2 separate regions of the Homo sapiens genome follow, and region 2 is linked to region 1. The links are chromatin loops, found by intact Hi-C in ENCODE. Cell type or tissue: PC-9. All regions are shown on one strand. Links, peaks and the distances in the headings refer to the core of each region. The heading gives the core; the rest is flanking DNA.

Region 1 (17,011 bases), core at 4,060-12,059:
CCCTGCTATATAAACCCCTAGTTTTAGTTGGTCAGGGAGATGGATTTGGGACTGAGCTCCCATCTCCTTGGCTGCAGCATCAGATTAAAGCCTTCTTCCTTGGCAGTACTCTTCGTCTCAGTCACTGGCTTTCTGTGCAGCAAGCGGCAGGACCCAGATGAACCCATGGCGTTTCAGTAACATACATACATATATATATATATATATATATATATATATATATATATATATATATATATGGATGATGGAATTACTTTACAGAATGTCTGAGTGACAACCTAAAAAAGGGTGAACTCTTGTAGCAGCTCACACCATGAAAACTATAAGCACAGTGAGAAATATGAGTAACATTTAGGACATATTAGCATTCTTTAGCTAACATTATTGCTGACGGTTGTTTGCTAGAACTTGAATCTCGGGATTAAGCAAGCCAGGAAAATTTCTCCTAATCCTGCAGATCATCATATTAAAGCTCCAGACCAAACATGTAGGCCAGAGAATGACAGATTTTTCCTCTACATTTTCTTAATCTTAATCTTAGACTAACCATAGACATCAGATTGAATTTTTTAGGCACTTTCATTACTATCATAAAATTAAAAGGCAAGCAAAAGAATGAAATTTGGGTTCCTGCAGGTCATATGATACCAAAAGAGAGGAAATAAATGAAAAAACCATGGATTGTTAAGTCAGAGAGCCCTCGATTCCAGATAAATACCTGGCACCAACAAGCTTAAGAGTGTGTGAAAGATATTTAGGCAAATTAAGTTAGACAAGATTACGTGTGGTTACAAATAGTCTCCTTCCTCCAACCCTGCCTTGAATCTCAGAAGTTTATCAATTAACCAATGTGTCCAACAGCAGTCAGCAGAGGGGCACTATCCAGTCTAGTCACTCAAGGATCAAGGTGACAAAGCCTCCGTCTTGAAAAACCTCTCACCAACACAGAAGGAAGGGCACACAAGCTCTTAATACTTCCCTGGCTCTTCTGTTCACATTTCATTGATGAAAACAAGTCACACAGCCACACCTAACCTCAGAAGATGTAGAGAAGTGCAATTGATAGAGGCAGGACACAGCCACATCTCCAACCCGACCCACAAGTCTTTACACCAGATGCTTTGTGCAGATATGGGAGCCAGCACAGGGGGCTTGTCTGGGCATGCCCCACAACCACTAGGAGAATGGGTGGAGCCACCAGGAATTCATGAATTATGAGGGGAAAGAGCCTGGCCTCTTCAACTCACGTGTGGTGGCCTGCCATTCAATTTTTGTGAGGTGGAAACCTGCATGAAGGACCCCTCTCTTTGTTGGGAGCTTTCTTTTCACTTAATAAATTCCATCCTCCTCAGTCTTCGATGTCTCTGTGTGCCTAATTTTTCCTGGTTGTAAGACAAGAACTGGATTTAGCTAAACTAAGGAGCAAAAAATCCTGTATCACAATCTTCTCATGTGCCAGAGGAGAACGGGAAGATTCATAAACAACTCCAGTTACTACCACATTTTCTTAAATCCTTCAACTTCAGTTTCCTGCCCTGGAAAATTAAGACGATGATACCTAACTTAGAGGATACTTGTGTTTATCACTTCATGGTCATGATCAGACCTCTGGTGCCACACTGCCTAGGCTGAAATCCCAGTTTTAAGGCTCGTTAGCATAACCTTGGGCAGTTTTCTTAATCTCTTTCATCTCAGATTCCTCATCTGAAAAATAATGTTCATGCATATTGAACTGTGAGGATTAAATCTGTTAATATAAGCCAAATGTTTAGAATAGTGCCCTGTACATAGTAAGGACACTAAGTATTTGCTCTTGACCCCTGGCATGGCTTTGGAATGTACAGAATCCTCAGTGATTATTGGTTATCTGATTATTATTACTATAATAGAAGCCTGGCTTGCTGCTGCCCGTCATTGACTTACTAAATACCTGTGAAAGGAAAGTCAGCAAAAAAAAAAAAAAATCAGATTCCACAAAATGAGTTGGAATATATTATGTAGAATTGAAAGGTTCACTGAAGTATAAGTTTAGCAATAAGCACAACAGGGGTAGTCCCCACAAAATTAGAAGCTTCCTGAGGTGGGAGCATCTAGTTGCTTGCTACTGATGTCCAATGCTAAGACTGAGCTGAGTATTCGTGGAGTGGGATGGGTTGAAATGGCCCAGAATAGTTGCAGCGATTGCACTGTAATTAAAAATGTCTAATTGGAGCTATAGGAAGGCAAGCAGAGACTGGCTTCTTCAGCACACTCATACAACTGGGCTAGCTCCAACATTAAAACTATTTTTAAATTCAAAGGTGGTTTTTATTATATATTTATTTTCATTTTTTTATTTTTTTGAGACGGAGTCTTGCTCTGTCACCCAGGCTGGAGTGCAATGGCAGGATCTCCACTCACTGCAAGCTCCGCCTCCCAGGTTCACCCCATTCTCCTGCCTCAGCCTCCCGAATAGCTGGGACTACAGGCGCCCACCATCATGCCTGGCTAATTTTTTGTATTTTTTTTTTTTTAGTAGAGACAGGGTTTCACCATGTTAGCCAGGATGGTCTCGATCTCCTGACCTCGTGATCTGCCCACCTTAGCCTCCCAGAGTGCTGGGATTTTACAGGCGTTAGCCACCACGCCCGGCCAAAGGTGGTTTTTAAAAATGTGGAATTTTATTTGTCTTCATAGGAACACCTAACCCTAGTGTTGAAAGCTTTTTAGTACAGCCAGAAATTCACGGCTTTCAAGTGACTGAATTATATGGTGAAGTCCTGGATGTTATCAGATTCTCAAATAATGGGCATTACCAAACTACAGAAATAACTAATCTACTCGATGAAACTTGGAGGTTAAAATAAAAAGTATTTTTCTCCCTGGGCCAAAAAGAAGTATTTTAAAGCCATACTTGGCTTTTTGATGACAAAGCTTTTGATGAATTCAAAATTACAGAATGTTTCTAGACACTTTAAAGTCACAGGGCATTTAAAAAGTCAGTTTTAAGGTAATTTTTTATTCTTTAATTGTGGTTAAGATCATCCAGACCATCATATTTATCTCAGACATGCAAACTAGTATACTACAGAGATGTGTTAAACTGAAGACATAAATGTATGTATAGTTCAAATATTCCTAGAAGTAAATGATAACTTTAAGAATGTTCATCCTGGTGAGGGCACTGTTATTTTGTTCAAAACTATTTCTTGTTGAATGAGACTATTCCAAGCCTCATAGGAGTGGCATTCTGCAGTTACTGTGACAAGCAAAAATGCCTGCACACTGCACACATTTCTAAACACTACTGTGGGACTGTACTGTCTCCAGAAGAGACGCTTCAAGGGGACTTTGTTAGCATACGTGCCTTGCTGAAGGAATCACGGTTTTTGAGTTTGGGTTGAATATTTTTAAAGTTTCTTAGTTCAGGCTGGTTGAAACTTTTTCTTTCTTTCTTTTTTTTGGGGGGGGCAAGATCTCACTGTCACCCAAGTGGGAATGCAGTGGCACAATCACAGCTCATTGTAGCCTCGATCTCCCAGGCTCAAGAGATCCACCTGCCTCATTTCTCATTTTTTGTAGAGACAAGGTCTCACTATGTTGCCCAGGCTGGTCCTGAACTCCGGGGCTCAAGAAATCCTCCCGCCTTGGCCTCCCAAAGTGCTGGGATTAGGGGTTTGAGCCACCGGTGTCCGGACAAAGCTTTTTTTTTTCTCCATAATAAAAGGAAATTTTAAAAGACACTTTTAGCACCACAAAATTCTTTTGTCCAAAGAAAAAGCAAAAACTAATCATAATAGCCATTCTAGAAATTAAAAATATGAACAGTAAGTGCATAATCTATTCATATTCTTGATTCTGAGGAAATCTTACATTCAACAAATATGATAGTAGAGGGCTTATGTTTTTCTGTCCCAATCCTGGGTTACCTGACTATAGAAAAGATTAAAGAATCAGAGTCAGAAGCTGGCAGTGTCTCCTTCAGTCCTCCTGCGGCTCTACCGAGAGCCTATATAACCCTGGGTAAGCCAGTTAACCGTGTTTTGACCTCTTTCTTACAACGTGGGTAAGTGAGGCAATGCAGCAACATGGCAACAGCCGAATGCCCTTTAACATCAGCCTTTTTTCTCCTCATCTTTCAGTAATTTCGTTACTTGCCAGAAAATGAGGTGGACTGGTAGCTTTTGAGGGAAGTGATGTTCTAGAAGACAGTATACACTGCAGTATTTTGGAGAAAAGAGAATGTTTGCTGAAACGTCTCTTTGCTTATGGATAGCGTAATCTTTTATGCCAGTTTCAGAGAACGTTCCTCAAGATATGTGCTGTTGCTATGTTTTTAGAGAAAGATGATCTGGGATAAAGTTTCTCTTAGTGACTGCTGGAATAAGAGTTTTACCTGCCTTATTTAAGACCAGATAATACAGCGTTTTTTTTTTTAATTTTAGAAACTTTTAATTAAAGTATAACATACAATCAGAAAAGTGCATGAGTCACCATAGATATGTATCACCATAGATAACTATAGTTTTGCCTGTTTTTGAAATTAATGTAAATAGAAACATACGGTATGTTCTCTTCAGTGTCTGGTTTATTTTGTCCAACTTTATGTTTGTGAGATGCACTTATATCAGAAGTTGCAAATCATTCATTCTCAGTGCTAGATAGTATTCTGTTGTACGAATATTTCACAATTTACGAATCCTACTGTTGGCATTTGGATAATTCCTGATTTGGGGCTATTACAAATAGTGCTGCTATGAACATTCTTATTCATTTCTTCTGAAGAACACTGTGCAAATTTCTGTGAGGTAGGTAACAGCAACTGGGTCACAGGATATGGATCTGTTCAGCGTAAGTAGAGACCACTAAGAAGTTCTCTAAAGTGGCTGTACCAACTTATGCTTTCATCTGCAGTGTTACTCCACCTCCTTGCCAATACCAGATTTTTTTGTCTTTTTAATTTTACCCATTCTAGTAGTTGTGTCTTGCCATTGAGCTGTGATTTCATTTGCACTTATTTGATGACTAATAAGGTTGAGCAACTTTTTATGTTAATTGATCATCTACATATCCTCTCTGGTGAATTATCTGTTCAAATCTTTGCTCATTTTTCTACTGGGTTGCTTGTGTTTTCTAATTAATTTATAGGAATTCTTTATATATACTGGATATAAGTTGTTTGTTATATGTGTTGCTAATACCTCCTCTGGTATATTTTGCCTTTTCATTTTCTTAATGTTGTCTTTTGATGAACAGAAGTTCTTGGTATTATAATCCAAATTACCAGTTTTTTCTCTTTCTGGTTGGTGTTGTGTTGGGAGTTTTTTAAGGGAATTTTGCCCACTCCAAGGTCATAAGGATATTCTATATATTACTTCCTAGAAGCCTTGTTTTACCTTTCGTATTAGGATCCATAGACCATCCTGTCTCCAGTGTACTTCAGTATCATCTTTATCATAATAGTGTGTCTATTCTATTTATCATTTATCTGTTGTGTATCTGTCTGCCATTGTGCCAATATCACACTCTCATCATTACTATGGCTTTGTAACAGATCTTGATATGTGGAAGCATAATTTCTCCATCTTTTTTTCAAGATTATCTTGTCTAGCTTTTGCTGTTTGAATTCTAAATTTTAGAATCAGTTTATTAATTTCCAAACATACACCTGCTTACATTTTGATTGGGACTGTACTGAATCTACAGATCAACTTGGGGAGAATTAGCCACTTAACAATACTGAGTCCTGTTCTCTATGAACATGGTTTATCTCTCCATTTATTCAGGTCTTCTATAATTTATCTCAATAATATTTAGTTTCCAGTGCGGAGGTCTTATGCATCGTCTGTTAGATTTCCCCTTGGGCATTTGATAGTTTTTAATGTTATTATAAGAAGTATCTTTTAAAAATTTTCATTTTTATTTGTTTGTTGCTGATATATAGATATACAACTGATTTTTATATATTAACCATATAGTTTTCCAATGATAAAGTTAACCAAAATAACACCTAAAACCCAATTTTGTAATTAATAACCTGCTTTCTGCTATTTTAAAATGATGACAGCAGGCCGGGAGCAGTGGCTCATGGCTGTAATCCCAGCAGTTTGGGAGGCCAAGGCAGGTGGATCATCTGAGGTCAGGAGTTTGAGACCAGCCTGGCCAACATGGTGAAACCCCGTCTCTACTAAAAATACCAAAATTAGCCGGGCATGGTGGCGGGCGCCTGTAGTCCCAGCTATTTGGGAGGCTGAGGCGGAAGAATTGCTTGAAGCCGGGAGGGGGAGGTTGCAGTGAGGTGAGATCACGCCATCGCACTCCAGCCTGGGCGACAAGAGCGTGACTCTGTCTCAAAAAAAAAAAAAAAAAGAGAGAGAGAGCAGAATTATATTTACATTTATAGAAATCTAAGCCAGAGTAGTTTATAGAAATATATCACCACTAGGTATTATAAAGAATTACTAATTCGAACAAATAGAGACAAGGAGACTATAAATTCATAAATGAATAAAGTACATATGATACCTTTATTTCTACTGAGTTTTTAATGACACAATTAGGCTTACAAAGCTTGTCAATTAAAGCTTATGTCTTTTTTCAAATATAAATGGATGTTTACATTTAAAAGTAATCTGTTCTTTTAAAGTCTTTATGGCGTTTGCTTAGCAACCAATATATAAACATAACATAAAGATAAATCATCCTTACCAGTATTTAGAGAGTTACAAACTTGAATAGAGTTAGGTTCAAATTAATATGTTTACTTGTATCAGATACAATGATAATTTGAATATATATAACATATGCAACATATATAAACACACAAACATGTAACTTTTTATATTATATAACTCCTTAGCAATATCATCTCAGCAAATACGAAGAATTTCAAAAAGTTCATGGAAAATACATATTATGGAAAAACTATACATGGATTTCAATTTTTTCTTATATCAAAATAAACTTGTACTAATTTGTAACATGTCTGAACAGGATCTATTTTGAGGCACAAAAAAGGATAAGAAATCAGTTTGAAAAGAGCCCTTATCAGAGCAATGTCAATTCTGCTAAAATTAAAGCAAGAACATCAAATTTATGGGGAAGTTTGGGTGGGAAAATCAGGAAATCATTGCTGCTTTACAAAATGTTAGTGGGGGCAATGCCCCAAAGAAATTGGCAGTTTACAAATGAATAATTTATTTTAAGAAAAGATGAGATGATGTTGAAGATGAAGCCCACTATAGAAGACAAACTACATCAATTTGCAAGGAAAAAAAAAATCTTGTTTGTGCCCTAATTGAAGAGTACTGATGATTAACAGTACAAACCATAGCCAACGCCACAGACATTCCAACTGGTTCAGCTTACACAATTCTGACTGCAAAATTAAAGTTGAGCAAACTTTCCACTCTATAGGTGCCAAAATCATTGCACTCAGATGAGCTGCAGACAAGAGCAGAGCTTTCAGTGGAAATTTTACACAAGTGAGATCAAGGTCTTAAAGCTTTTCTTTGAAGGATTGTGATAGGAGATGAAACACAGCTTTACTGGTATGATCCTGAAGACAAAGCACAATCAAAGTAATGGCTACCAAGAAGGGGATGTGGTGCAGTCAAAGAAAAGCCAAGCAGTCAAGAGCTAAGGTCATGGCAACAGTTTTTTGGGATGCTTAAGTCTTTTTGCTTGTTAACTTTCTGAAAGGCCAAAGAATGATAACATCTACTTATTATGAGAGTGTTTGGGGAAAGCTAGCCAAAGGTTTAGCAGAAAAATGTCCAGGAAAGCTATACCAGACTCCCTCTCCACCATGACAATGCTTCTGCTCATTCTTCTCATCAAACAAGGGCAATTTTGCCAGAGTTTCAGTGGAATGTCACTAGGCATCCACCTTACTGTCCTGATTTGGCTCATTTGGACTTTTGTTTCCTAATCTTAAAAAAATCTGTCAGAGCACTCATTTTTCTTCAGTTAATAATGTTAAAAAGATGGCACTGATGTGGTGAAATTCCCAAGACCCTGTTCTTTAGGGATGGAATAAATGTCTGGTATCATTGCTTACAAAAGTGTCTTGACCCTGATGGAGCTTACTCTGAGAAATAAAATTTATATTTTTTATTTGTAGCTTTTAACTCAATGTTTCCATGAATATTTTGAAGCCCCCTCATATATATATTTATATATATAAATACATATATAAATATATATAAACATATATAAATATATATAAATATATATAAATATATGTAAATATATAAATATATGTAAATATATATAAATATATATATAAATATATATAAATATATATAAATATATATATAAATATATATAAATATATATAAAAATATATATAAATATATATATAAATATATATAAATATATATAAATATATAAATATATAAATATATATATATAACTTCTCAAGCATGCTTAATAATCCTACTTACTCATGTCACAAAACAGGCTAGTTAACAACTAGAACATATCTAGAAGAATAATACTAAACAAAAACCAAAATTATATAGCTTTATATCAAAGTTTTCCATAGTCAATGAAAGAAATATTCTGGAATATTTAAATACACTTGGTTTTGGAGGACAAGGCAATAAAAAGATTGAATAAAATTAGATATTTTACATAGATACACAAGATGTTTATATTTTGACACATTATATATTTTCTTGTAAGTTCCATGAGAAAAAGGACTTTGTTTCTGTTCTCTGCTATATCCCCTGTGCCTAGAAGTTCACATAGTAGATGCTCAATAAATAATTCTTGAATGATGAATGAATTTCAGCATGTATTTCAATAAGCTTTGAAACACCTACATTCATGACTAAAAGTTAACCATAAATTTAGATCTGGAATATTTGAATGTCCCCCCTTTTAATTTAGGCAGAATAATAAAATGCTATGGCAAAGCATATGCATCATTCTCTGCTGCTTAGAGTTGCTTTTCCCCTTACCCATATTATCTGCCTCTCCTAGCAGAAAGCAAAATTTCAAACATCTATAACAATTATTTCTTTGAGAAGACTGTAGAGCATTGTTTCAAAGAGGGTTTTCTTAAGCCTGTAGGCAAACCTAAAAAGGTAAATGACTCAATCAAGCTGGCACTTCAACAGTGTCTACCACTGCTTCAAGGCCAGCCTGTTCAAATACTTCCCTGAAATCACATGCTAAAGTCATTGTATTTAAACTTTTTTTCTATAAACTCATATGAAACAATTACTCCTATTGTATTAGGCTCTACAGTCAGTGCGGAGGTAAAATTAAAAGCTCCTCTAATACTTCTAAAGTAGTAGAGTGTCTTTTAGTTTAAATGACTGATATATGCTGATATGCCAAGACTAGAGTAATTTTGTTCAGATTTGTTTAATTTTTAATAGAAGCATTAAGTTAATTATTTAACTTCTTAAGGGCTTGTTATATAAAAATATGCCTTATTTAAATATTCTCTTTAACAAGAAGGCTTATTTCATAATAATTTTAAATAAATCAGCAATGGACTCAAATTTCAGGTAAGTTACATTCTAGATTAGATGTTTAATAGACCTTTGATTTAAACGATTTACATGAAAGAGTTTTTCTGGTTAAGGCTGAACTTATGAGTTCGTTCTGTAGATTTTTCTTAAAATTAACTTCTTGCATCCCATCCCTTACCTCTACATTTTCCTTCCTCTCCCGTCCTCCAACAACAATTCTATTTTTTCCTGAAATGTGTAACTATATTCTAGCTTTAAAGAGCAGACCTTATTGTTTGCCATTACAATTCCTAAAGCATGGGGCTCCAAGGTGCCTTTGATCCCTGATAAAATAGCAAGTCCAAGGACACTAGAATTTTTGCTTCAAGAAAAGCAGACTTCAGTGTGGAATGCTCTCAGGTTAAAGGAGAAATGTTTAGCTTAACGTATAGGTAATGTGTTGCTTTTACAGATCAGACTGCAGCAACCCACAAAATGTAGCCTCATACAAGTTAACCAGAACTTTTGTCACTTGGGTATTTGGTAATCTTTTTTTTCTTTTTAAACTAAGTGAAACAGTTCAAATATAACTGATATTATAGATTATCTTACATTTCTTTGGATGACTTAGTCAATTCACCTTTTTTCCTTTTACAGTTGACCTCAGAAACAAACACGGGATAGGATCAATTCTAAGACATAGAAATATTCAAAATCCATTTCTCTTTAGTTGACTTCCAAGGCAGAAAGAGTAAACAGCCTTCTCCCAGCTTTCTTACTTTCCACAGCTGAGAGTGTAGGATGTTTACAGTATCTGTCGCTCAGTGCTCTCTAGGATGGGGTTGGCAGTCAGCAGCACAAGCCTCAGGAAACCCAGTACCATTTGAAGATACCATAATATGTCACAGGAAAAGATCAGAAAAGTATACTTGGGACTAAATTATGGCTCTTTTAGGAGTAGGGTTGGAAGGGTGGGTGGGGAGGCTATATGACACTTACTTAGTGCTGCCTGCTCAGTTCTTGTTTTCTTCCTGTTTTGCACATCCTAAGATATTCCTAAGGTCTCTAGCTTTGAGCTTGCACACTCACGGATTTGGTTAATTTTGGATTTTCAATATTCTATGCTTTCCCAAAAGGGTTTCAAAATATTCGCCAAACTCCTTCCTTAAACAGTACATAATCCCTTTCTGACTGTTGGGAGACATGAAATGCAGCTTCTCACTCTCTGGGCTATACAACTTTGTTTCAGCTCACTCCTGCACAGAACTGAGAATAATGGCTAAACAGAAGACCAACAGTTTAATTACTGAAAATTAGTTACCTTAATGATGGGATACACAGTAATAAATTTAATCAAATGAGCAAAAAGTAAATATGTTAGAATACAACTTTACATGCATAAAAATGGTATATTGCAAATTGCTAATATAATGCTAAAATTATTTTAAAAATTCATATTCGGACAGAAGTGAACCTACAATTAGAGGCATACACATGAATGGAGTCAGTTGCTTCCTAAAGTTATTTTCTAAGAATGACTTATTCAAATAGTTCTTGGACTTCATTTGCTAAACTGGTCTAAGGTACACAAAATACTTGGGCGAAGAAGAAAGTCATCATTACTATACATCTCAGAACAAACCTACCTGATAAGAGACTACACTGTAAACCCAGGTGGCATATAATTCCAAACTGTTACAGGATCTTACTCATTTCATTCATTCATTCATTCATTCAACAAACAATTGTGACTGCCTGCCATATATCAGCAATGTTTTAAATTCTAGGTGATGAGAAATGAAGGGTATCATCCCTACCTTCGAGAAGGACACAGCTTAATTTGCAAGACAGACACATACACCATTACTATAAGTGTTATGATGGGTCAAAAGACACTTCTGAGTTGGCTAATAGCCAGGCTGAGTCTTGAAGCCTGAATAAAATTAGCTAGGTGAAGATGGTGCTAATGGGAATTTGGAAGGGGTGGGCAGTGAAGAAGATAGTGTAGCTTAAAGTGTACCAGAAAGAACAGTCATCCAATAGAGAAAGAAAGACAAAGGTAATGTATGCTGAGGCCTTTAAGAATTCAGCAGAGGTGGAGTCAAAGATGCATGTGGGTGAAGGGTAAGGGGAGAGACACAAGGGAAAGATGGGAGTCCTTATGTGCCAGGTTAAAGGGTTTGGGCATTATCTCCAAACGATGGGTACGAGTGAAAGATAGTAAGCAGGCAAGTGGGATGACCATGTCAGTACTTTAGAGAATTTACTCTAGCTTTAAGGTGGCAGGTAAGGAAAACAGGAAAAGAATCACTGCAGTAGTGTAAGGGAGAGCATGGGAGCCTTAATTAGGGAAGAGGCAGTAAGAACACAGAGAAAATGAATATGAGAAATTATAAAGACAAGAAGAACAGCAGAATTCAGTGAGTGAGTAGCTGAGGGGAGAGGCACTGTGGAGATGGAGAAGTCATGGGTAATTCACAAGCCTGGCTTGGGCTTCATAAGGCCTTTCATGCAGGAGGGAAAGAATAGGAAGAGAAGTGGAGAAGGAAAGAGCCCTAAGAATGATAACTTGAATGGGCTGGGCTGCAAAGTTATGACCCCATGCTCATTGAATACTGAATTCTGTCACAACTGAAAGGGTGAAAACACTTGAAGAACTAAATCACACAAACCTGTTCTTTATTCTGTTTCTGCACTTCTGCTTACTCTTCTACCTGGCAAGTGCCCATACAGTCTTCAAATCCCAAATCAAGTATTCTCTCTTGTGAATCCTCTCTGGTCAGCGTCATCCCTAACACCCACACCCCTCCCCCAACCTGAGGAGGAATTGTTCATTTTTCCTTTTACCACCATTATACTGTGCCTAGGTCACATAATTGCATATGCCTAGATCACAGAACTGATACTTTATTACAATTATTTGTTTACCTATCCATCTCTCTACTAGGGAAGAAACACCATGTTTCGTTTAACTTAACTTCATTTCATCAGAAGAAATTCACAACATGTATCCAGGGTTTGTCTGGTACTAAAGGAGGTTCTCAGTGAAGGTTTGATGAATGAATGAATGAATGAATGAATGATGCCATCTACCACCTGACAATGGGTTAACAATGTTAAGATGATTATTCAGGTTTTAAAAATCTCTAAATAAAAAATATTTACCAGTTTCTAAAACTTTGTTTTTATTCCCCCAAAATTCAAGGTTAGGCTGTTTTACTTTTCTAAGGAACTCATAGCTAAGAAGAGAAAGCAATCTCTCCTTAAATGATGGCATTAACTCCTGGAAAGTTAACCTTTTATGAAGGCAGCCTTATTTTAAAATTTTATTTTCATGATGGATTTCAAGTGAAGAAAAACCAGGATACACAGTAAATGCAGAGAAGAAATCTATGTAAACAGTTTAAAAATAGACAAGAATGAAAGAAAATGGTCATAAAATGTGGGTATCAATACTGAATAATTATGTAAGAGCTTAAAATGTTCTACATGGAAAGAACCACACCTTATTAAATAGTCACTAAAATAATTTTAGCTACATGAAATGATTTTAACTTCTTAAAGTCAAGTCTGAAAAGTTCCTTTTGTAACGTGAAAGCCACTCTCTTTTGCTTCAGTAGGGCTTCTGATGTAATAGGCATTTTAGTCACATAAAACTAATCTCCAATAAACTAGCCTTTGGTCATTTTTAGTTCTGAATGAAAATACATTTATTTCAAATGTAGATTATATTTGATCAAATCTGTCACATTCTGTATCAAAAAACCTTATCCATTGATTTAAAAATATTCTGCAGTATTACACATCAACTTTCAGGATACACAGTGGCTTTTCCCAACTCCCAATGTTCATTTTTTAAATTAAAATGTAGCAACTTTACAGTATGTAAAGTTTTTAATTTAAAAACTTACATTTTTAAAATTAAAATGTAGCAGCTTTACAGCCATGAATGATTCACTGGAGAAAAAACACTGTTCCCAGATTTAAAGCTTAATGTATCTTGTATACAAGGATGTTCTACAGCTCATGCCCTGCCCAGTAATGGGCTTTACTCCTTTTTTTTTTTTGTTCGAGATGGAATCTCGCTCTGTCGCCCAGGCTGGAGTGCAGTGGGGCAATCTCGGCTCACTGCAAGCTCCGCCTCCCGGGTTCACGCCATTCTCCTGCCTCAGCCTCCCGAGTAGCTGGGACTACAGACGCCTGCCAACACGCCCGACTAATTTTTTGTATTTTTAGTAGAGACAGGGTTTCACCGTGTTAGCCAGGATGGTCTTGATCTCCTGACCTTGTGATCCACCCTCCTCGGCCTCCCAAAGTGCTGGGATTACAGGTGTGAGCCACTGCACCCTGCCAAGGCTTTACTAATTCTTAAAGTCAGGCTCCAGGTCTCCTACATTGGTGGATTTTAGAGATGGAAGGAAAATTCCCTGGTGAGGATGCTTCTTTGCATCATATTCTTTGGGCATATCTCCACAAGCGACTTTGCCACCTGCTCCCTTCCCTTGCCTAGTCTAACATTTGCCATTTCATCTTCCATTCAGCTTTCACCTTGCCTAGTATATGGGATGGATATTTAATGGAAAATTATCATTCCCTAGTTGAAAGCAAGATCCAAATCTCCCATATGTGACAAACACATCCTTAAGGAATACATGGAAATTTCCAAGGAAAAACTATGAGAAAATCATAATGAAAATGTAACAGTACACACCCTATTTTAAGCCTCCTTCACTTACAGTAACTTATAAAGGTTCTTATACTAGTTTGCTTTTATTTACCCTGGATCCTAAAGGAAAATTACAGCATAGAATAACTCACTACAGTTAAAATATATGGAAAATCAACAGTAATGTGACTTTACAGTAGATAAAAGAACACAATATGTTCATAAAATTTATGGAGATTTAGCCAACTCAAAGATTCCATGGTTTTATGAAAATACCCTTTGCTCTGAGAAAGTCCACTTCCTCTTTAATTAACCTTCTCATGTTCATCCCAAGGGAAAAGCTCTCTCCACTCTGACCTCAAAGTGTGGTACTTTGAATCTGTGCTTGATGAGATTCTGTCTCAAATTATTACTGTAGCTTAAATTAACCTGTTTAAATTTAAAATGTAGTAAATTCTATAGTGGAGGGAATAGCTGGAATTCCATGTCCTCTTTCTATTGAATGGTGTGGGCAGAATCAAAGTTAGGAGACCAGTCAGTCTGATATAACCTATTCAATCATGGTTTCCTTAAAAATTCTTTGGGCTCTTGATTCCTGTATTTTTTTTTTTCTTTTTCACACTTACTGTTTCATTACATTGGTGTGGTCAGAAGAAAAAAAGACAACCTTGTTCTGATGAATTTATATATATATATATGGAAAATATATATGAAATATATATGAAAATAGATATGAATTTCATATATATATGAAATAGATATGAATTTCATATATATATGAAATAGATATGAATTTCATATATATATGAAATAGATATGAATTTCATATATTTATGAAATAGATATGAATTTCATATATATATGAAATAGATATGAATTTCATATATATATGAAATAGATATGAATTTCATATATTTATGAAATAGATATGAATTTCATATATATATGAAATAGATATGAATTTCATATATATATGAAATAGATATGAAAATATATATGACATTCATATATATGAAAATATATATGACATTCATATATATGAAAATATATATGACATTCATATATATGAAAATATATATGACATTCATATATATGAAAATATATATGACATTCATATATATGAAAATATATATGACATTCATATATATGAAAATATATATGACATTCATATATATGAAAATATATATGACATTCATATATATGAAAATATATATGACATTCATATATATGAAAATATATATGACATTCATATATATGAAAATATATATGACATTCATATATATGAAAATATATATGACATTCATATATATGAAAATATATATGACATTCATATATATGAAAATATATATGACATTCATATATATGAAAATATATGACATTCATATATATGAAAATATATGACATTCATATATATGAAAATATATGAATATATATTCAAAATATATATGTGAATATATATATTTTTCAGCTGCCTATCAATATTAGTTTCCTTTTAAGTGTGCAAATTTCCAAAAAAATTAACATTATGGGAACTTTTTTAACAATATGAGTTTACAGTTGGATTTCCAATGAAAGTGATTTAAAAAAAAAAAACCAAGATTTTCTTATAGACAATTTTTGGAGTCCTTTCCCCAGTATATTCTATGAGCAAGGTTATAAGCTAAAGAACATTCTGATATTTTGGGCTATAATAAATAATTGTGGGTCTTATGTTTAAAAGTTAGCTAATTTTAGTTTACAGTGATGGTGATGGGATCTGTGACACTGTGACAAAACAGAAGATATTCTAGCCAGTGTCGCTGAATTGAAATATTCATTTAAAAACTTAATCTGCAATGCTAATAATTGCTTTTTAATTTAATCTGGAAAACGGTAGTCCTGCCAATATTTTAATTAAATCTAGAATATTTACTACAGGCATATTGGAATGTCTTTGGAAATAACTGTTACTGCTATAGAATACCAAATTATTATAATAATACTTAGTGGTATGAGTTCAGATTTTGATGAGGCATTATTGTTCCAATGAAGAGGTTTTACCAGTATAAAAGTTACTTTGACCAAATACTATTATGTATCAAACACACAGGTAAGCGACCACCCATCTCTGTATTTAACACAGTATATGTGCACGCGTGTGTGACAGGGAGGGATATCTGGAAACGATAGTGTGAGTCACCACTGGAGAAAAGAGGAGGGGATGGGACTAGAACTTGGGTATCAAAGATGATTTCAACCTTATTGGCAATATTTTAAAAGGAGAATGTACTCATGTAACATGTATACAAATTTGAAAATTACATCTGGTCATTTAAATTTAAATTCTTTCTTGAGCCAAATTAGAGATAGGGTTCACTTGAAATTCTAGCTTCCCTAGACAGTTGATTAACTTTGTGACCTTGAGTACTCTTAGAACCCTCTCTGAGCCTCAGCTTTTATAAAATGATAAAACACTATGGTATCTTACAGGGTATAAAGGTACATTCTCAGTAAGTATACATTCTCAGACGTACTTTATACCACCGGTCCCCAGCCTTTTTGGCAGCAGGGACCAGTTTCATGGAAAACAATTTTTTCATGGATGCGGGGGCTTAGTGGGGGTATGGTTTCAGGATGAAACTATTCCACCTCAGATCATCAAGCATTAGTTACATTCTCTTAAGGAGCGGGCAACCTAGATCCCTCACATGTGCAGTTCACAATAGGGTTGGCACTCCTATGAGAATGTAATGCCACCACTGATCTGACAGGAGGCGGAGCTCAGGCTGTGATGCTCATTTCCTACCACTCACCTCCTGCTGGGCAGTCCAGTTCCTAACAGGCCCTGGACCAGTCCAGTTCCGTGGCCCAGGGGCTGGGGACCCCTGCTTTATCCCGTACTGTTGGTATGAATCTTTCCAATTTT
Region 2 (17,011 bases), core at 3,768-11,767, 190 kb before region 1:
GTAGGGAAAGGGAGGGATGTTTCTATGTTAATAACATGTGGAAATAAAAGTTCAGGTTTCCCACTCAGTTTCCTTTGACACCAATAGTGAAGCTTCTCATTACTGCTAGGAGTGAGTGGTAGTTCTGGCTTCCCACGTGATCTCCGCTAACACCATAGTGGCTGTGGCCCCATCACCACTGTGATGGTGAAAAAATTCTCCACTAGGCCTATTCTGACACCCTATCAGTGGGGATTCAGAATGGTATCTTGCTACTACTGGGTGTGGACAGAAGTCTAGGATGATATGTGGTTTCCACTAGCACCATGGGTAAGGAAATTGTTATTGACTAATGGGGATAAAAGCCTGTTTCCCTACTTAGTCTTCTCTAACATCACTCTGGAGGGAGTATTTGGGGGCCTCATAACAACACTGGAAGGTAGAAGTCTAGGCCCTACTTGTCCTTTGTTGGTGTGGTTGGGTATGGGGCCACACTGTTTTCCTGTGGTGTTTGACAGGGATAGAGTAGTTATCATCTAGAAGTTTTCTGTCTTGATAGGCTGCTCCTTTGCTGGACTATTGGCTACAGAAAGCAGACTTTTGTTGGAACTTTTTTCTTATCTGTACCCACTGGTGTTTCTGGGTTGTTGGATTCGTTAGCTCAAAGCCTGGAATATATGAAGCAAAAAAAAAAAAACACATGGGGCTTATTGTTTCTTGGGTCCCGTGATTTTTAGCTGGTTTGCTTCCTTTTCTCTACCTTTTATAGGCTTCTTATGTTTGTTGTATAATGGCTTGGGGTTTTAGTTGTACTTAGTGAAAATAGTAAGGAAAAGTATGTCCTACTTTGTCTTCCTGGAAGTGGAAGTCCATTCTTTTATGTTTTCTAAAAAAATGTTGCTTACATAATTATTTTATAATATTTTTCTTATAATTGTTGTATATGAAATTCTTGGCGACCGAAATCTTTTTTTTTTCCTTGCTGCCTTTCATTCATGCTTATTTGTTTCCTTATGTTCAGTGATTCTGATTTGAGCCCACAACTGGTCTATCCAAACCTGCGGTGATTCTAAGACTTATGTTGAGGATATTTTTCTTTTTCGGAAATTTACTTTTGCTTCTGCTAGATGCCAGAATGTGCTACCATTTAGCATCTTCACTGGGTCTGTAATTTAATTCAATTTAATTCAGCCTCAGGTTCAGCTTGTCCTTATTGCCTCTGTGTCAAGGCTTATTCTCTTGAGTGTTGTGCCGATATCAGCCTCTTTCTTTAGGGCATCCCTGCCTTCCTTTCTCCTAGGAGTGTGTGTGTGTGCGCGCGCATGTGTGTGCATGTATTTGTGCGCATGCACTCGCATGTACATATGGCCCAGTGCTCAGGTTTTAGCTCATGGTATTTTTTAGAAGTGGAGGACTCCCTTGAAGACTGTTCTTACTTTCTTTGAGCCTAGACATTTAATAAAATTATTTTCTAGTTCTTTGTAGAAAGAGAGTTGTGCTGCCAGAAGCTGAGACTATTTCTTTTTATTCCCTATTTTCAAACATTAAAACAAAAAAAAACATGAAAACTCACTCAGAAGAACTCTGGAAAGTCCATTGAGAACATTTCATAACATTAGACCTGCTTTTCCCAAACTATACTCTGTGGAAATGTAATATGCTGTGATATAGATAGTAGTAGGATTTTCCTCAAAGAAATGTTCCATGGTAAAAAAGAAATTGGGGAAATCATACATAATATATCTGCTGCCCTTAAAAATACATAGTGCCTATTATCATGTAAAGGTTCTGAGAATTTTTACAGTAAATAAAGTTTTAAAATAGTGATTAACTGCATTTCCCAAACTTATTTGCATGTGGAAGCCTAACCTTCCTTATTTATTTGTTTTCTTTATTTATAGAAGTATCTGTTCACATCTCACAGGATATTCAAGCTGTATGGAACAGTTTGGTTAATGCTGAATTAAAGTCTCTGTTAAAAAGCATTGCACTTGCAGTTCGAGGATATTGGTTCTAGTCCTGGCTTTGTCAAGCTGTGGGACACTGGGGTGGTGAAGAACCTGTTTAAATCCATTTCTTTCTTTATTAAGAGGTTGAAAGAAATTATTTCTATGGCATTTTCCAGCTCCACTGTGCTCTTCTCTTAATCAATAGAATCACCAATGCCTCCTCTTGTAGTAGAAGGATGAGAGCCTTGGAATAGTATCAGAAATGTGTGCTGCTGCTTTTCCAGGCTTACAGTGCTCCTTCCCACCCCAGCATTCCCTTCTCATGCTTCCACTGCAGAGTACGTGCCTTTGCTGGAGTTTCCAGAGCCACCACTCATTTGTACCCAGGTTACATATTTCTCGTTAGAGCTAGTTTCTGTTTTTCCAATCACTATCACAACCAGCTAGGCCAATAATGTAACTTCAAGGAGAGGAACCCATCAATGATTGTGCCTTCCCAGCCTGTGTTAATTAAGATGAACAGACTGACCTTGAATGACAGTTATTAGTTTAGTTGCTGTTCTATTTCCCCAGATTTATTGGCTCAAAGTGAAAAGAGCACTGAATCTTGAGACTGTGTTTGAGGACCAGTTCCATGATCTTGGGCCACGATTTTAGCCTAGCTGAGACTTTCTCTCAGTCTAGCAAGACTTTCTCTTTGCTAAAATGGCAGCAATGCTAATTGTTTTGCCTACATTAAAGGGCTCTTGTGTGGATCCAGGGTGATAAATAGGATACTGCTCTGTGTACTACAAAAGTTTAACAAATGGAATGCGTTTGCTAAATAATGCATTAAAATATTAAATAATAATAAATATACTGAGTTTTATGGTTGAGGTTACTTCTAGTTTATAGAACAGTAGGCTGAAACAATAACTACAGAGGCACACACTGAGGCTATTTATGAAATAAAAACATTTCAGGAGACAACAAAATTTAAATATTTGATCCCAGAAATTATCCCTGCCTTCCCTCTCCTGTTGTCTTTTTATGTAAGGAGAAAAAAAACAGAATCTAATTTGAAAAAAGAGTCATGGGCCTTTCTAGGTAAATAAAGATTAAAGAAAACATGGGGCCAATTTAGGTTAAGACAAACCTGTATGTCCAAGTTTATTTTCAGTCAAAAATCCCCTTAGTCTTATTCAACTCAGAAAAATGAAAATTGATGGCCTAAAAGTGAAAATTTGTATATCTTCCTACTTAGTCTCATAAGTCATTCAGTTTTAATTCCTTTTTGAATTCATATAATCCTTTGCCAATGAATTAATGAATAGTATTCTTCTGAATGTATTCCTTTGAGAATGGATTTTTGTGTGTGTGTATAACTTATTAAATCCTTGTTAATATCTATGATTTCACCATATTAATGACAGTTTCCAACTTATGCCCTTGAAATGTGGAGGAAAAGTTACAATATTATTACCTCAATATTCAATAACCTTTTCTGTAAATCGCCACACTACAGCATTCTTCCTCATGAAAATAATGAGTGATATGATCCACTCCATCAGGCTGTTAGGAAATCGGCTTGATAGGCAAAGTCACCTTTGAAATTCTCATAATTGTCACTGCACTCTGACAGTCCCTACATTTTAAGAAATGGGACTAAAATAAAATAAAGAGAAACTACCCTGAAAGGACTAGGTGACAGCCTGGAGCATTTCACATTGCTGTGGTATGGAATGATAGTTGAAAGTCTCTGATTAATGCGGCTGCCTGATAAAAGCTGGAGGAGACTGCGCCTGTTTGCTGGCAGCTCAGCATTGCTGTAGGGCAGAGTATAAAACATCAGGATGAGGATGGGCATTTCCTTTCCCCATCCCATGACCCATTTCCATCCTGGGCTCTCAGGTATTTTTGCCTTAATATTTCAGATTCTTTGAGAATAGTACTTAAGTACCAAATATTTGATCTGGAAGAGTCATGCTAAAAAATAGCTAAGAAACATCTCACCTCTGCCTAAAATATCCATTCCCTCACTTTGTCTGCCTAATTCTCACTTAACCTTCTGGATCTTGGCTTAGATCTATTCACCTGCACTGAAAAGCATTTCTATTTCTAAGTCCTGTGGCTTGAGTCAGGTGTCCCCTTTTCTGTGCTCCTAAGGCACCCTGTCACTCTGCATAGCGCTGATACAAGCTACTGAAAAGTTCCCTGTTTACTTGATCCCCCCACCCCTACACAAGCACACCCGCACTTCCTATAGAACATGCTGCAATGATGAAAATGTTCTAATCTGTGCTGTCTAGTACGGCAGCCGCTAGTCACATGTGGCTATTAAGCATCCAAAATATGGCTAGTATGACCAAAAACTAAATTTTAAGTTTTATTTAATTTTAATTATATTCAATTAAATTGTTTTAGTTTAGTTTATCATAATTTATATCTTAAGTGTAAATTATAAATATTTAATTTAAATTATTTATTAAAATTCCTTAAATTTAAATTAAAGTAACTACATGGTGGTTTGGGGCTACCATATTGGACAGCACAGAAATAGACTGTAAACTTCTTGAGAGCTGGGATTACATCTTACTTACCTTCATAGTTCCAGCACCATAGGACAGGATCTACCACTTTCTACACACTCAAGAAATACTTGTTGACAGCTGAAAGAATGCTAGTGTCCTACCCTTATTTCACATTCATTACATTGTGTTTGATGCTTGAGACTCAGAAGCCTAATATCTAGAGTTTTAATTTTAGCTCCATCACTTAGCATTTATGTCAAGAATGACTTAGCCTCTCTGTGCTTCAGTTTCCTTGGCTTTAAAATGGATTATTAATAGTACCTACCTCATAGGGTTGTAAAGAACATTAAATGAAATAATACATTGATCATGAATCCATTAATGTCATAAATATGTTTATTAGCATTGAGTGGAATGGTTGGCAGATAGTAAGTTCTACTATATGCTAGTGATATAGTTTGGAAATTTGTTCCCTTCCCAATGTCACGTTGAAACGTGGTCCCCAGTGTTGGGGCAGGAGCCTAATGGGAGTTGTTTTGGTCATGCGGGCGGATCCCTCATGAACGGGTTGGTGCCTTCCCCATGGTAATGAATGAGAGTTCTCACTCTATTTGTTCATGTGAGAGCTGGTTGTTTAAAGAGCCTGGCACCTCCTCCTCTCTCACCATGGGACACATTTGTTCCCCTTTTGCCTTCTTCCATGAGTAAACGCTTCCTGAAGCCTCATCCGAAGCCCAGCAGATGCTGGTGCCATGCTTGCACAGCCTGCATAACCATGAGCCAAATAAACTTCTTTTCTTCATAAATTATCCAATCTCAGGTATTCCTTTACAGCAACACAAAATAGACTAACATCTAGTTATTATTATATTGATTTTTTGTTGTTGTCTGTTATTGAGAGGATGAGTGAGAGAGAGAAAGAGAAGGAAGAAAATGGGAGAAAAAGCATCACTCAGAAATTGTTGAATTGTGTGCAAGAACACTTAAACTAAATACTTTAGGGATCTTTATGCATACATTATTTTATTTGAGGTTTGAACCATCAAAAAGATTGCTACTCTGATGTGTCCCATATGGAATGGACTACAGTGCTTGGTTGAGACAGCACAATAAACAATGGCGGTGAAATAGAATAATTTCAGAATACAGATGGAGTGACTATTTTTAAGACAAAAACTTTCCCATCATTTATAACATAAGTTAAATTTAATGTAATGGTAGCAAAATGTATCTTATAAAGAATGTCAGTGAGAATGCTGACAGGAATGACTTTATCCGAGAGCAGCCTTCCAGGGCTGTCACTCTGAACCGGCATGGTTGGCAACCAGGGTGTCTGTCCTCCCCACTGACTAAATAAATCACATTTTTTCCTTTCCTGATTTGACATCTTTTTCATTACATAACTGATGAGTGAAATTTTAAAATGTCTTAACCATGAAAGTGATTTCTTCTTTTACATTCTAATTATTATGTTGATTTATTGTTATGTTTATCTCCATTCAGGAAAGGGGAATCGGCTGTTGGTTTCTGATAACTCAGGCTATGCCCTCCCCATTTGGTGGGGAACTGTAGGGCATTATTATCTATATTTTAGGATAAGAGAACTAACGCTTAGAGAAATGCTATTTGCCCAAAGCCACATGGTTAGTAAATAATAGAATTGGAAGTAGCTCCTGGGTTTTGTGACTTCTAGTTCAATGTACTTTCCAGTGAATTTTGAATCTAGAAGATACTGGAAGAAATGAAAGAAAGGATAGAAGGAAGAATATCTACGAGCAGGCTTTACTTATTTCAGTGGAATTTAGCCTTTTGTTAATCACAATGAGAACAATGAGAATCTGATGTAAACCACTGATCCTCTCTCCCTGAAAAAATAGACACATTTTTTTTTCTGACAATTTCATGTAGTACTAGTCCTGGATTCACTGACGGATCCTTATTTAAAACTGGTTAGAGTAGAAAGATCTTAGTTTCATTTTAAGGAATTATAAATAATATCTCAAAATTACTGCATGCATAGTAATTGATGTTCTGAAATGTCTGTTGGAATAGGGCACATTCTTACAGAATGAGGATAAATTCTGAACAGGTTTTATAATCCTCTATTATCAAAAACAGAAATTATAGGTTGTGTAGCTTTTCTTACCTTCATATCTGATATGGGCAAAATTATAAGCTATGAAGTCGGGATGTATTTTTTTTTTTTTAGAAATAAGAAAACATTATAATATGTTCATCTCTACCAATAACCTTTAAGGTCAGATAATGTTACCAGTTATTATCAAAGTGTATATATATCAAAGGCATTTGCTTCATAGGAAGTAAAACAGTCTAAGTCCAAGAAGTAAAAATGGAAGATGTAATAGCTACTTGGTGCTTTCAAGTTTATACAATTGTCTAGAAAAAAGCAAGGCAAGGAAAGATTTGAGATGTTTTTAATAACACTTGTATTTTAAAAATTGAACTATGTTGCTAAAAGGAATAAAGAAATTGTGTTAGGTAACCAGAGATCTCTTTAAACATGGATATTAATGTTAAACATGCAATCTATTAATCACAAGTTGCTGGGGGATACAATATAAACCCTTAAAGTGACTTTATGAAAGTTTTATTTCTGGTTTAAGAACTCATTTTTACTTCTCATTGGGAAAACTGGAAACCACTTCTCAGAACAGTAACTTTAAGTTGTGTAAGTATAGAATGAAATACATATAGGAAAGTCAGAGTAAAGAAATGTGTCTTCAATATCTTTTCAGAAGATATGGTAACCCATGTATTTATTTCATATTCTCCAAAATACATAGGAAAGGGCTCCAGGACAATTTGGGCAAAATTCATCTTATCTGTCATTGGTGGTGCTTTCTATTCATTTTAAATATACTGTTAGGGCCTTAGGAAGAATTTCACTTTCATTAATAAAGTCAGGCTATCTTTCCTAGAGGGACAAGCTATTTTTATGCTGAGGGGGAAAGGAAACCATCATAAGTGCTCTCACACTGATGCATTCCTGTTGCAATGTACTGCAGCACCAATGTCATCCTTAGAAACAAAATCTATAACTAGAGCTGTCATTTAGCTCTAAAGAAGGCCATACTCTGGCAACCCCTGATCAAGATTCAGTTCTCTTTTTATAGCCTGATTTGATCTGAAGCAAACACCTCCAGAGTATACTCACAGAACAGATGGATTCACATGTGAAAATTGTCTGGTAGGGCTTTTATTGTGTGGTTTTATTCCTGCAAAAGAATAGGGGGAAACCATCTCTTGTTTCCTTAGTTTTTCTTAGAGCCTAATATAGTCAATGTAATTACCAGTTCAGTTAAACAGCTGTTTGTTGAGCACTTTTTAATATGACAGACCCTGTGCTTGGTACTGAGAATAAGATCGATAAGACCCAACATCTGCCCTGAGGAACCTCACAGATAAAGGGCAAGAGCTAATTCACAAAGAGATGGTTTTAATACAGTATTAGTCAATGCTTTGAGAGATGTTGCTACAGAGGATGGGGAATGCGGGAAGGCACCTAGCCCAGCCTGGAGAGATAGGAATGCTTAGTCATTCCAAGAAAGGAATGCAGTGGGGTGGGTGAGGGTGTTACAAGCATAATGGTTAGCATGAGCAAAGGCACAGGACTAGGAACAATATCACATGTTTGGGAGTTGCTGGAGTTAGAAGGAGATGTGGCCAGAGAGACAAGCAGGGTCCACATTGCCCATCCCAGGGAGGACCTTGTATCCTCCCCAGATATAGTAATATCCATGTCTTCATCTGTTTTATTCCATGTTTTTAGCTGTTTATAAGAAAGACACCTGTGGGCGAGTCTGAGACAGAGTTAGAGATTAGTTAACTCTACAAGTTATCAACATGTAGACACAAACTGTAAAATGAATGTGACCACTCAAGAAGGTCACATTGAAAGAAAGGGTCTGAAGCAAACCCTGGAGAACCATAACATTTAAGAGTCAGTGAAAAAGGATGAGAAGGAAAGATAAAAATCTAGGGGGACAACAGGACAGCACCATCCAGTGAGATTAAAAACAGAAATTGTATCTAATAATCGGAGATAATAGTGGGTTAGTTTAAGTTAAGTGGGTTAGTGGGAACAAAGGGCAAAATGCAACACATTGAGAAGTGAATGGCAGCAAGTGTAATCAACACTTAGAAGAGACTTGGATAAGCATGAATGGATAGTCTGTTTTAGGCAGGTTGCTTGTTTTCTCTGAAGGAAAATCCTGACTACATTCAAAGGCTGACTACATTTAAAGGTTTAAGTGGAAATAAAGTAGAGTGAGGGAATATTGCTGGAGCCAATTTTATGTGAAATCAGAAGAAAGTGGAATAAAGATTCTATTTTGATGAGTAGTCTTTCAACCAGAGAAGGAGCACATCTTCCTTTGTGAATGAATAGAGGGAAGCAGTGGATGTTAGGGCAACTTTAAAAACCATTTCAGTAGTGCTCGCTTTGGCAGCACATATACTAAAATTGGAACAATACAGAAAAGATTAGTATGGCCCCTGCACAAGAATGACAGCCAAACTCATGAAGCATTCCATTTTTTTTTTCCTAATTAAAAGGCACAGAGAGACAAGTTAGATAAAGAAGCAAAACCCAATGGATGCTGTCTTCAAGAGACCCATCTCGCATCCAGTGACATCCACAGGCTCAAAGTAAAGGGATGCAGAAAAATCTACCAAAGAAAGGAAAAACAGAAAAAAGCAAGGGTTGCTATTCTAATTTCAGACAAAACATACTTTAACCAACAAAGGATAAAAAAAGACAAAGAAGGGCATTACAAAATGGCAAAGGGTTCAATTCAACAAGAAAAACTAACTATCCTAAAAATATATGAACCCAACACAGGAGCACCCAGATTCATAAAGGAAGTTCTTAAAGACCCATGAGGAGACATAGATAACCACACAATAATAGTGGGAGACTTCAACATCTCACTGACAGTATTAGACACATCATCAGTAAAGAAAACTAACAAGGATATTCAGGACCTGAACTCGACACTTGATCAAATGGACCTAATAGACCTCTACAGAGCTCTCTACCACAAACCAACAGAATATACATTCTTTCTGTCTGCACATGGCATATACTCTAAAATTGACCACAATTGGTCATAAAATAATTCTCAGCAAATTCAAAAAACCGAATTCATACCAAACAATTCTTGGATCATGGCACAATAAAAATAGAAATAAATACTAAGAAAATCACTCAAAACCATACAATTACATGGAAATTAAACAACCTGCTCCTGAATGACTTTTGGGTAAACAAAGAAATTAAGGCAGAAATTGAGAAATTATTTGAAGCTGATGAGCACAAAGATACAACATACCAGAATCTCTGGGACACAGCTAAAGCAGTGTTAAGAGGGAAATTTATAGTGCTAAATGTCCACATCAAAAAGTTAGAAAGATCTTACATTAACAACCTAATATCACACCTAGAGGAACCAACCCCAAAGTTAGCAGAAGAAAAGAAATAACCAAAATCAGAGCTGAACTGAAGGAAACTGAGATGTGAAAAACCATACAAAAGATGATTAACAAATCTAGGAATTTGTTCTTTGGAAGAATAAATAAGAGTTCTAGTTAGACTAGTAAAGAAAAAAAGAGAGAAAATTCAAATAAACACAATCAGAAATGACAATGAGGATGTTACCACTGACCCCACAGAAATACAAAAAAAAGAAACCCTCAGAAACTACAATGAACACCTCCATGCACACAAATTAGAAAACCTAGAAGAAATGGACAATTTCCTGAAACATACAACCTCCCAAGATTGAATCAGAAAGAAATGGGATCCTTGAACAGACCAATAATGAGTTCTGAAATTGAGTCAGTAATAAAAAGCCTACCAACCAGAAAAAGCCCACCAACCAGAAAAAGCCCAGGACCATAAAGATTCACAGCCCAATTCTACCAGATGTATAAAGGAGAGCTGGTACCATTACTAATGAAACTATTCCAAAAAATTGAGGAGGAGGGACTCCTCCCTAACTCCTTTTATGAGAGCAGCATCATCCTGATATCAAAACCTGGCAGAGACACAACAAAGAAAACTTCAGGCCAATAATCTTGATGAACATAGATGCAAATATCCTCTACAAAGTAGTAGCAAATTGAATCTGGCAGCACATGAAACAGCTAATCCACCACAATCAATTAGGTTTTATCCCTGGGATGCAAGTTTGGTCCAACATATACAAATCAATAAATGTGATTCATCATATAAACAGAACAAAAAACAAAAACCACGTGATCATCTCAGTTGATGTTGAAAGACTTCATAAAATTAAACACCGCTTCATGTTAAAAACCCTCAACAAATTAGACATTGAAGGAACATACTTCAAAAATAAGAACCACCTATGACAACCCCACAGCCAATATTATACTAAATGAGCAAAAGCTGGAAACATACACCTTGAAAACTGGAACAAGATAAAGATGCCTTTTCTGTCCACTCCTATTCAACATAGTACTGGAAGTCCTAGCCAGAAGAATCAGGCAAGAGAAGGAAACAAAATGCAACCAAATAGGAAAACAGAAGGTCAGACTATCCCTGTTTGCAGATGATATGATTCTATACCTAGAAAACCCCATAGTCTCAGCCCAAAAGCTCCTTAATTTGATAAACAACTTCAGCAAAATTTCGGTATACAAAATTAATGTACAAAAATCAGTAGCATTCCTATACACCAACAACATCCAAACTGAGAGCCAGATCAAGAACATAATCTCATTTACAATAGCCACAAAAAGAATAAAATACTTAGGAATACAGCTAACCAGGGAGGTGAAAGATTTCTACAATGAGAATTGCGAGAAATCAGAGATGACACAAACAAATGGAAAACAATCCATGCTCTTGGAGAGAAAGAATCGATATGTTAAAATTCCCATACAGCCCAAAGCAATTACAGATTCAATGCTAATCCTACCAAACTACCAATGACCTTCTCCACAGAACTATAAAAAAAACTATTTTAAAATTCATATTGAATGAAAAAAGAGCCTGAATAACCAGTGCAATCTTAAGCAAAAAGAACAAAGCTTGAGGCATCACATTACCTGACTTCAAACGACAATACAAGACTACAGTAACCAAAACAGCATGGTAGTGATATAAAAACAGATACACAGACCAACGGAACAGAACAGAGAGCCCAGGATTAATGCCACACAACTACAACCCTCTGATCTCAACAAAGTAAACAAAAACAAGCAATAGGGGAAGGATTCCCTTTTCAATAAATGGTGCTGGGATAATTGGCTAGCCATATGCAGAAGATTGAAGCTGGACCTCTTCCTTACACTATATACAAGTCAACCCAAGATGGATTAAAGACTTAAATGTAAAGCCCAAAACTATTAAAACCCTGGAAGATAATCTAGGAAATACCATTCTGGACTTAAGACCTAGAAAATATTTCAAGACAAAGGCACCAAAAACAATTGCAACAAAACAAAAAAATTGACAAATGGTACCTAAGTAAACTAAAGAGCTTCCGCACAGCAAAAAGAAACCATCAGCAAAGTAAACAGGCAACACACAGAATGTGAGAAAATATTTGCAAACTATGTATCTGACAAATGTCTAATACTCAGCATCTGTAAGGAACTTAAAGAAATTCACAGGCAAAAAACAAACAACCCCATTAAAAAGTGGGCAAAGGATATGAACAGACCTTTCAAAAGCAGACATATATGCAGTCAACAAGCATATGAAAAAATGCTCAACATCACTGATCATTAGCGAAATGCAAATCAAAGTGAGATACAAGCTCACATCAGTCATAATGGCTATTAATGAAAAGTCATAAAATAACAGATGCTGGCAAGGTTGTGGAGAAAAGGGAATGCACATATACTGCTGGTGGGAGTGTAAATTAGTTCAGCCACTGTGAGAAGCAGTTTGGTGATTTCTCAAAGAACTCAAACTAGAATTACCATTGGACCCAGCAGTCCTATTACTGGCTATATGCCCAAAGGAATATAGATCATTCTGCCGTGAAGACACACGCAAGTGAATGTTCCCTGCAGCACTATTCATAATAGCAAAGACATTGAGTCAAGCTAAATGCCCATCAACAGTAGAGTGGATAAAGAAAATATGGTACATATATAGCATGGATTACTACACAACCGTAAAAAAGAATGAGATCATGAGAATGAGAATGAGATCAGGTCCTTTGCAGCAACATGGATGAACAAACACAGGAACAGAAAACCAAATAGCATGTTCTTACTTATAAGTAGGAGCTAAACACTGAGTATATGTGGACACAAAGAAGGGAACAACAGACACAAAGGCCTACTTGAGGGTAGGGGTTGGGAGGAGGATGAGGAGTGAAAAACTACCTATGGAGGAGTACTGTGCTTATTACCTGGGTGATGAAATAATCTGTATACCAAACCCCCATGACATGCAATGTACATATATAATAAACTATACATGTACCCATGAAGCTAAAAGTTTAAAAAGTGTTATTAGTAAAACAATAGGAATACAACAATAAAAATAGTACAAATTAAAAAATAAATAACTAAAATCTTTGCTGACGGCAACAATAAACATTTAAGTAATCTTTTCTTGAGCAGATAATAATGTTCCCATGGTTCAAATTTGGAAGGTATATATGGTTATACAGTGACAGCATTTTTTTTCATCTTTGCTTCTCATTCATCTGTTACTTTGTAAGGAAATAGTTTATTGAGCACTTACAATATGCAGGTATTGTTTTCCATGCTGGAAACATGTTCTCCATGCTGGAGATAACAGCAGTCAAAAAAAATAGAGGACATTTCTCCTGATGTGGGCCTTTTATTGTTGTGTGTGTGATGATAGAGAAACAGAGAAAGGAAGAGATTGATAAAATGAATTAAAGAAACAGATGAATAATATATACATATTAAAGCTATTAGAAGAAAAAGAAAGTAGGCAATAATTGTGGGCAGGTAGGCAGCTACTGTATTTATGTAGGTCAATCAAGGAGGGCTGTCTGAAAAGTGGGTTCTGCAGAGGCCTGAATGGAGTATGGGAGTGGGCTGTGAGGTTAACTGATGGGAAAGTGTCTCAGACAGAGGAGGCTATAAATAAAAAGCTCCTGAAGCAGGAACATGCTGGAGTGTTTGAGGAACATCAAGAGTCTGTGTGGAGCTAAGGAAGGAAGTGGGAGAAACAGACAAGCGGCAGTCATAGAAGAAACCAGAAGCAATGTCTGGTGTAGCTTTGTGGGCTTCAGATTGTTCCTTACTTTGAGTGTTCTGCTTGAAAATAGATTATGGTGTTGATGCAAAGCACTGGGGGGTCTCGTTAAAATGCATATTCTGATTCGGTAGGTTGCAGGTGGGACTTGAGATTCTCTATTTCCAAGCTCCCAGGTGACGTGGTTGTTGCTGGTCTGTAGACCACACTTCCAGAGCGCTGGTCTAGAAGCAATAATGAGGACATCCACTCTGCTCCAGACCCTGTAGGGGTGTGAGAAAACAAATAGCAACTTTGTGACACTTAAATACAAAGCAAGGTGGCAGGTTTCAGTCAAAGTAAGAGGTTGGAGGAGCATTTTGAGGAGAGGTTGAAGATACAGGCGATTTTGCTGATACATGGCTCAGTTCCCAAGATTGCAGTGAAAGTTTTTAGGATGGGTCAGTGTGTGGGATTAGGTCAGATGAGCGGATGTACAGAATTTTATGAAAAAGGTAAAAAAATAATGCATGTGACCCAACACCTTGAGCTGTTCATACTGACTGAGATAAGTAAGGGTGTGAGGAAGGGTGGTGTACTCCTGACATTCTCTTAGGGGAAAACATACTGTCGGTTTCAATTTTAGTCCCCTTCATAAGATTACTGTCTTTGTCAGACTGTTGTAGTGAGCTGGGAGTGTCATGTGTCAGGGATTGGGAGTCTTTCCAGGATCAGGAGGTGGTCTGGGGGTCTCCTTTGCAGTTCCTCTAATAGCAAGGTCCAGGCCTGGGGAGATGCAATGCTATCTGGAATGGAGAGAGCTCTGCATTCCTCCATGGCCACATGGTTCCCTGTCTCAAAGCAATGTACTAGTCTCCTATGTATTCTTTCAGAGTATTTTAATGCAGACAAAAGACTCAATGCAGATTAGGCCATTTCAGCACCAGAATTAACAAGCTGAATTTAATGGACGTAAGCTGCAGAATACACATTTCACTTTTTTCAAGGGCCCATGGAACATTTATACAAATTGATTCATACTGGACCATGAGGCAAGTCTCAACAAATTCCAAAGGTTTGGCACCATAGGAATTACATTCTGTGACCAAATTACAATCATTCTAGAATTCAATAGCAAAGAGATAACTAGAAAAAAAAGTCAGTATGTTTGAAAATTAAGAAACTGTTCTAGGCTGGGCACAGTGGCTCACACCTATAATCCCAGCATTATGGGAGGCCAAAGAAGGAGGATCACTTGAGCCCAGGAGTTTGAGATCAGCTAGGGCAACAAAGCAAGATCCCATTTCTGAAAAAATAAAATAATTAGCCAGGCATGGTGGTATGCACCTGTGGTCCCACCCAGCTACTTAGGAGATTGAGGCTGGAGGATTGCTTTAACCCAGCAGTTCAAGGCTACAATGAGCCATGATTGTGCCACTGCACCCCAACCTAGGTAACAGAGCAAGACTTTCTTTAAAAAAATAAAAGAAAGAAACTGTTCTAAGTAGTTTATGAGTCAAAAACATCATAAATCAGAAAATATTTAGAATTAAAAGAAAATACAATTATTTTATTATAACTTGTTGGAGGCAGGTAAGGCAGTACTCAGAGAAAAGGTTTTAACTTTAAACACTTGCATTAGATAAGAAGAAAAGACAGGAAAATTAAATTAATCATCTATATTCGAAAGTTAAGAAAAAAAAAACCCAGAAAATGTAGAAAGATAAAAATAATAAAGAATATGAATTTAATGAAATAGAATACCAACATGCAATAAAGAGGCCCAGCAAAGCCAAAAGTTGATTATTTGAAAAGAATACATTTGATAAAACAAAACAAAACAAAACAGCAGCAAAACAAAACAGCAGCAAAACTGAATTGGACAGATTCCTGGAAAAATGCAATTTACAAAAATGGACTCAAGAAGAAACAGAAAATATTAATATTCTTACTCTCCTCAAATTTATTGATTCACTTGTTAAAAATCATCATACTCAAAATGTACAGACACAAAGTGTTTTACCAAAATATTCCAGCAAATATTCTAAGAATGAATAATTCCAATCTTATACAAACTATTCCAGAGGATAGAAAAAGAGAGGACATTTGACAAATCATCATAAGACTTCAGCATAATCTTTATACCAAACCAAGGACAGTTTGAGAAAGGAAAATCTAATTTATGAATTTAGAAAAAAATCTTAAGCAAACATTAGCAAAATGTATAAATGTATAAATTGTATAATGTATAAATAGGTCGAGGAGGGCAGGAAGGGAATATGCCTCAGGAGGAAAGAAAAAAGAGATAAGGGCTGGGTGTGGTGGCTCATGCCTGTAATCCCAGTACTTTGGGAGGACGAAGAGGGTGGATCAGGAAGTCAAGAGATCAAGACCATCCTGGCCAACATGGTGAAACCCCTTCTCTACTAAAAATACAAAAATTAGCCGGGTGTGGTGGTGTGCACCTGTAGTCCCAGCTGCTCAGGAGGCTGAGGCAGGAGAATCGCTTGAACCCGGGAGGAGGAGATTGCAGTGAGCCGAAATTTTGCCATTGCACTCCAGTCTGGGTGACAGAGCAAGACTCTGTCTCACAGGAAAAAAAAAAAAAAAGAGAGAAGATAAGAGAAAGGAGAGCCACCCACCAGAAGCACAGAAGGAGGAGCTGGCTGTCAGGAAAGTTGGTGGATTGATAACAAGAATTAACTTCGCCCCCTTTACAAAGTTTTTCTTTTGAGATAGGGTCTGGCTCTGTTGCCCAGGCTGTAGTGTAGTGTAGTGTTGCTCATAATTTGGGATTTGTGGGGATATCTGGTCCCTAGTTTTGTGGAGGTTGTCTGTGCCCCATAATTATTTTTGTAATCTTAGTTGTTCTGTGTGTTCTATGAGGGAATTTGGGAGAAGCCACTGCCAACTTCACCAGATCTCAGAGCAGAGCTTTCTAGTTTCCAGCTCAATATATCTTGTACATAGGAAAGGTTTAATAACTATTTGAGCAACAAATTTAAAAGTTAGAGGTATCATTTTCTTTAGGCACTTTGTAACGTTAGAGCAAAGAGCGTCAAAATTGTAAAGGACACCTGTTATCCCAGCACTTTGGGAGGCAGAGGTGGGCAGATCACTTGAGGTCAGGAGTTTGAGACCAGCCTGGTCAACATGGTGAAACCCCATCTCTACTAAAAATACAAAAATTAGCTGGGCAAAGCAATCAGCAATAGCTAAAAGATTTACTTGGTGTCAGCATCTATCCAAGAGGAAGCAATGGGATCTCTGACAAACTTGACTTCGAGGAAGCCAACAAGCATTTATCTGGAAAACTCAGTGATCCAAATTGAAAACAGTAACTGAAACTAGGAGGGGCTTTCATG

Evidence for each region. Hi-C counts contacts between places; a loop is a spot of excess contacts. Peaks named below come from ENCODE experiments on the same cell type or tissue, not always from the same donor. Only the 100,000 strongest peaks of a DNase experiment are listed, where the experiment ranks them.
Region 2: a loop joins it to region 1, with 3 times the contacts of the local background. A loop is called at or near these places in 3 of 110 quality-filtered maps.

The regions. Positions count from the first base shown.
Region 1 is chr6:71,366,776-71,383,786 of GRCh38, forward strand. MIR30C2 (microRNA 30c-2) reads right to left here and starts at 10,256; the gene lies at 10,185-10,256. RefSeq lists an enhancer at 572-1,771. In PC-9, for the core only: no CTCF peak of the experiment used is centred there; no DNase peak of the experiment used is centred there.
Region 2 is chr6:71,173,721-71,190,731 of GRCh38, forward strand. It overlaps the pseudogene RNU6-411P. Among named protein-coding and RNA genes, the nearest start is that of OGFRL1, 110 kb to the right of the region's middle. RefSeq lists a silencer at 7,786-8,080. In PC-9, for the core only: no CTCF peak of the experiment used is centred there; a DNase peak (open chromatin) is centred at 7,991; H3K27ac peaks cover 465 bases.